Regions from separate parts of the Homo sapiens genome. Here region 2 is linked to region 1. Evidence: read pairs that join two places in POLR2A ChIA-PET (ENCODE). Cell type or tissue: A673. All regions are shown on one strand. Links, peaks and the distances in the headings refer to the core of each region. The heading gives the core; the rest is flanking DNA. Region 1 overlaps FARP1 (FERM, ARH/RhoGEF and pleckstrin domain protein 1). Region 2 has its middle 100 kb from the start of IPO5.

Region 1 (2,913 bases), core at 283-2,782:
AGTCAACCTTGATTTTGCTTCTAATAAGTTTGGAAGATAAGAGAGAGCACAAAATAAACATATACAGAGTTAAAGACTTTGAGGTAGGAGCTTTTTCAACACTGATTTATAATGAATGTATCTCTAGAAACAACAGCCTGAGAAAAAGGGAAGTTCTCAGAGTTTTACCATTTACCCTGGTGGTGTGGAGGTACAATGCAGGAATAGAGTTTGTTGTAAAAGGTTTGCACCATAATTGTTCCTATATTGATGCAAAAAAACCTTGTAGAAAAGGAGAAAATTGTAAAATATTTTTAAAGGAAATGACAAAGAAGTGGGGATCTCTTTAATCCCACCACCATTAAAATTTTTCAGCGGATCAACTCAAAAAGAGAAAAGTTAATATAAAGCCATTACAGACAGGGTCAAGAGAACCAACGGTGCAGGGATGAGGGGGAGGGACAGTGGCAACTGGCCAAGAACAGAAGACAAGGGCAATCTTCGGTCACTAAATACAGACATTTCTAGTAAAGGAAACACGGTATAATTTGAAGACAGAGAACTTGCATGAAAAAGGTAAAAATGTTTTAAATAAGCAGTAAAAAATAATTTTTAATTAAGTTTTTCAACAAGAATAGCCAACCCAAAAGGCTTTGGTTAATAGAAATCACAAATCTCAACTGTTGCTCCTGAAATTGTGATAATACACCATCTATAACTGAAATCTTTCCTGGGAAACTGAAAATAAAAATGCAAAACAGATTTATTACATTATGCCTCAAACTAGTTTTTAAATTGAAAATTCAACGATGCCTGACTTGAGAAGTTTTCTATAATATGCATGGCAATAATAAGTAAATATTCTCCCTCTCGAATACGTATTTAATTTGAATACATATTGGGCTGGTTAGGGAATTTCTATTCCTACAACTTACATAATCTGGTTAACTAATTTATCATATACTCAAGTTCCTTTCTGTTCTGCTCATTATAATACCAGGTTTCTTAACAGAATCTTTAATGATTCTCTCATCATCAAAAGCTGTTCTTGTCTGCCTGTTAAAATGACCAAAGTATGGCACAAAAAATGAAAAAATACCTTCTGTGAACTTGGTCTGAAACAGTCCATGGTAATTTAGGTAGACAAAGAACATTTATTTAAGAATGCATTATAAATTAAAGGCCTTAAATATATTTTAAGTGCTTTTCCTGTACTGCTTTATGATGACCAAAAAAAAAAAAAAAGTACTCATTTCTGACCACAGCCTTAAGAAATCTGCCCCAGCTGCCTGATCTACTTGAAGCCCTGCAAGGGGGCATGGGTTCATGTTCTTGGCCACTGGGCACACCTGGCTCTTCCTCCTTGTTAAGGAGTACATTCCCACAGGCCAGCACCCATCAGGCAACCCAGCCCGGGCCATTCACTGGGGACATCATGGGAAGTGACCTGCATCACAGGACAAGGAGAGGAGAAAGACACTCCTGCCCTGAGGCCCGTCTGACACCTGTGGAGCTGGCGAGCCTTCATGGGCCTTATCGGTTTGCCACCAAGCTGGACTTGTAACCTCAGAAACATCCTGGGTCCAGGGCCAAAGACTGTCCTCAGCACACATAAGGTCAATTGGTATCAATGACAGAAAGGAGCCTGGGCCCATACGGTGAGCCTCGGATGTGCAGGACATGCGTCCCCGTTTCACCCCCCGAACACTTCTGAAGGAGGACTTCGCAGGGACTTCTCTCAAGGAAGGAGGGTCCTTCAGAGTGCAGGGGGTGTGGACACCGCAGACTCCACCTCCCTTAGAGCCATAGTGAAGCCCACAGGGGACCCGCAGGTCAGCCTGGGCAACCCAGGAAGCAGTCAAGGCACAAGGGCACCGCTTTAAGCCTTCAGACATCTTAGCCTCTCCTTTCTAGCTAGAAAACTTCTTTCTCCTTTTTTTTTCTTTTGAGACGGAGTCTCACCCTGTCCCCCAGGCTGGAGTGTAATGGCATGATCTCGGCTCACTGCAACCTCCACCTCCAGGATTCAAGCGATTCTCCTGCCTCAGCCTCCCGAGTAGCTGGGATTACAGGCACACACCACCACGCCCAGCTTTATTTTTTTTCTTTGTATTTTTAGTAGAGACGGGGTTTCACCAGTGTTGGTCAGGCTGGTCTCGAACTCCTGACCTCGTGATCCGCCCGCCTCGGCCTCCCAAAGTGCTGGGATTACAGGTGTGAGCCACCGCACCCGGCCTGAAACTTCTTTAACAAATATTTATGAAGGCTTCTTTCTTACAGAAACTGTTCTGTTCAGGACACTCCTGTGAACAAGAGGCCCACGTGGGTGCTGCCGAAATGCGAGGGGTGTTCGGCCCCACCAGGAAAGTCCACTCAACCTGAACAACAAGCGGCAGCCATGTTCAAGCAGGCAGGGCTGCCAACTCACGCTCAGCAGAGCAAACTGCACCCAATCCAAGGGACCGCAGAGTTCTGAGAACATTTGCTCTCCCAGCTTAAAATAGCAAATGTGAACACTTTTCCTCAGGACTTTCATTTTCTTTGTCTCAAGTCAAAATAATTGTCTTCATGATTGACTGACTCCCCAAAGAGGGTTCAACATTTATTACATGTCATACTGAACAGCATGCTTTGCAGATTAAAATAGAACAAGACTCTGGTCACAGAAATTACATCAACAGGAGGAAAATGAAAATAAGATAACTAACTGTACATGTCCCCAACAGCCCTCTCCACTAGATTATTTCAACAGCCACACGATTTCTGCAGCTATAGTCTCCAGCTCCATATGGTAATCCAGCAACTTCTGGACTCAAATGATTTCCACTCAGCTATAACCATGTTGCTCTCCTGCTCAAAGCCTTCCACAGCTCTCATCACCTACGAAGTTGAATAAGTTATTTCGCCTGACATTCAAGGCCCTGTAAGGTGACA
Region 2 (2,913 bases), core at 127-2,626, 340 kb after region 1:
TTCCATCCAATCATCTAACCATCCACACAACCAACCATCTATCCATCCATCCATCCATCCATACACCCACCCATTCACCCATCTACCCACCCACTCATCTACCCCTTCACCCACCCATCCATCCATCCATGCATCTTTGATTCTTCAAGTATTCAAGTATGAGTCAGGCAGTCTGTTAAGCATTAAATATTTGCTGGTGCTCAGTGCTTTGGAGGCACAGGGGCAGTTTCTCATGGTTTAGCACCATCCCCCCAGTGCTGTTCTCATGACAGTGAGGCAGTAAATTATCACGAGATCTGGTTTTTCAAAGTACATAACACCTTCCCCGCTGTCTTGGTCCTGCTCTTGTCAGGTAAGACGCTTGCCTCCACTGTGCCTTCTACCATGAGCAAAAGCTCCCTGAGGCTTCCCTAGAAGCAGGTGCTGCCATGCTTCCTGTACAGCCTGCAGACCATGAGCCAATTAAACCTCTTTTCTTTATAAATTACCCAGTCTCAGGTATTTCTTTATAGCAATGGGAGAACGGACTAATACAGGACTTTTCGTCCATTGCTTATCTGCTCTGAACCTTGGTTTGGCATCTAAAAAGCAGTGATAGCAATACTTCTTTGCAAGGACTCAATAAGGCAGTATACTCATAGATTCTTTGCTCCTAATATAACATCTATAACATAGTAGTTGCTTGTAATAATTTCTATTGCTGCTGTAACAAATTATTACACAGTTGCTTGAAACAACACAAATTTATTGCCTTATATTTCTGTAATTTAGAAGTCTCACGCTTGGCTTAGTTAGAAGTCTTCACTTGGCTCAAATTCATGTGTTGGCAGGGCTGTGTTCTCTTCTGGAAAGTCCAGAAGTGAATCAGTTTCCTTGCCTTTTCCAGCTTCTAGAGGCTGCTCACTCTCCTTGGTTTGTGGCCCCTCCTCCATCTTCACAGCCAGCAACATCACCTCTCTCTGACTTTCTTCTCTGGTCACATCCTCCTCTGACTCTCTGCTGCTTCCTTGTCTGCTTGTAAATGGATTACATTGGGCTCACTCAGATAATTTAGGATAATCTACTTTAAAGTGAGCTGATTAGCAACCTTACTTCCAGCTGCAACTTAATTCTCGTTTACCATGTGATATGGTTTAGCTCTGTCTCCCCAGCCAAATCTCATCTCCAACTGTAATCCCCACGTGTGGAGGGAGGGAGGTGATTGCATCATGGGGGGGTGGTTTCGCCCATGCTGTTCTCGTGATAGTGAGTGAGTGCTCAGGAGATCTGATGGTTTTATAAGTGTCTGGCATTTCCCCTGTTTGCACTGCTCTCTCCTGCCACCCTGTGAAGAAGATGCCTTGCTTCCCCTTCGCCTTTTGCCATGATTGTAAGTTTCCTGAGGCCTCCCCAGCCCTGTGGAACTGTGAGTCAATTGAACCTCTTTCCTTTATAAATTACCCAGTCTTGGGTAGTATCTTTATAGCAATGTGAAAATGGACTAATGCCATGTTACCTGACATATTTCCAGGTTCTGGGGATTAGGATGTGGACATCTTTGGGAAGATCATTATTCTGCCTGTCACAGTGCTCAAGATAATTCATTAGGATTATCATTTAGATATTCAGAAACTAAGCCGTATCTGACTGGTTTCAATACCCTGCTGATCTGCATGTGCCCTGATTTGGACCGAGGCTGCTTTCTTTTTCTCTCTGGACATGATCTATCCCCTACAGAGAGCTGAGTTCTTTTTTTTTTTTTTTTGAGACGGAGTTTCGCTCTGTCACCCAAGCTGGAGTGCAGTGGCATGATCTTGGCTCACTGCAACCTCTGCCTCCCAGGTTTAAGCGATTTTCCTGCCTCAGCCTCCTGAGTAGCTGGGATTACAGGTGTGCACCACCACGCCCGGCTAATTTTTGTATTTTTAGTAGAGACAGGCCTTCACCATGTTGGTCAGGCTGGTCTCGAACTCCTGACCTTGTGATCCACCTACTTTGGCCTCCCAAAGTGCTGGGATTACAGGCGTGACACCGCGCCTGGCCAGAGCTGAGTTCTAAGAAGCCTCCAGTTGTTTTTAATTGCTGGGCAGGAACTTGCATGTTTAGCCCCAGCTCCTACCCTGGGCACTTCACTTACTGCCACAGATCATCTTGAAATCTTTAGTTCAACAAGGTTGCCTCATCCACCTATCTTTTCTAGGCAGCCACATGGCATTTGAACTGGGGAAGAGGTCTGGGGACGTTCTGGTCATCTACTGCAATATAACAAGCCACATTAACACTAATGGCTTTATCAACAACCGTTTTATTCTATCTCATGATTCTGTGAGTCACAGATTTGGGCAGGGCTCATCTAGATGATTATTTTCTCCACATGGTTGTTGACAGGGTCCCTCAGTAATGATCAGCAGCCAGAGGGGCTGGTCTGGAGGGGCCAGGGTGGCTTCACTCACATGCCTAGTGATGATGGCAATGGCTGGGAGGCTGGGCTCCATGGGGACTGTTGACCCACCATAGCCTCTCAAGCATGGAGGCTGCAGGTAGTTAGAGTTCATACCGGTAGCTCAGGGCTCCCAAAGATGATACTGTTGTGGTGACCAGGTGGAAGCTGCATGGCTTTGTAAGCTGGCCGGACTCCTAAGCTACCCAGGGTCCCGTTCCCTGTTCTTTTCTGGCTTCTACAGTCACACATCCACCCAGATTCTAGAACACGGACTGTAGACCCCAGCTCTCATCAGGGAGGGTATTGGAGAATTTGAGGCCATGTTTAAAAGCCACCTGAAGGTGCTGAGTGTTTGCGCATCATTAGCGAAGTGAGGAGAGGCATGGGACATTTTAGTGCTGGGCTAAATGGTGGTTCTTGAGGTTTTTTTAAAGGGAGACACAGGGATGGATATTCTTTTAAATTTTGATAAGAACTAAAAAGTTTATTTT

What was found. ChIA-PET counts read pairs that join two places held together with the same protein. Peaks named below come from ENCODE experiments on the same cell type or tissue, not always from the same donor. Only the 100,000 strongest peaks of a DNase experiment are listed, where the experiment ranks them.
Region 2: POLR2A ChIA-PET joins it to region 1 with 5 read pairs; 2 of 35 experiments call an interaction of 5 or more read pairs at or near these places.

What each region holds. Positions count from the first base shown.
Region 1 is chr13:98,187,574-98,190,486 of GRCh38, reverse strand. All of the region lies in intron 1 of FARP1 (FERM, ARH/RhoGEF and pleckstrin domain protein 1), which reads right to left. Among named protein-coding and RNA genes, the nearest start is that of RNF113B, 12 kb to the right of the region's middle. In A673, for the core only: no CTCF peak of the experiment used is centred there; no DNase peak of the experiment used is centred there; H3K27ac peaks cover 940 bases.
Region 2 is chr13:97,849,693-97,852,605 of GRCh38, reverse strand. No RefSeq gene overlaps it. Among named protein-coding and RNA genes, the nearest start is that of IPO5, 100 kb to the left of the region's middle. In A673, for the core only: CTCF peaks have their summits at 1,225 and 1,438; a DNase peak (open chromatin) is centred at 1,195; H3K4me3 peaks cover 616 bases; H3K27ac peaks cover 2,328 bases.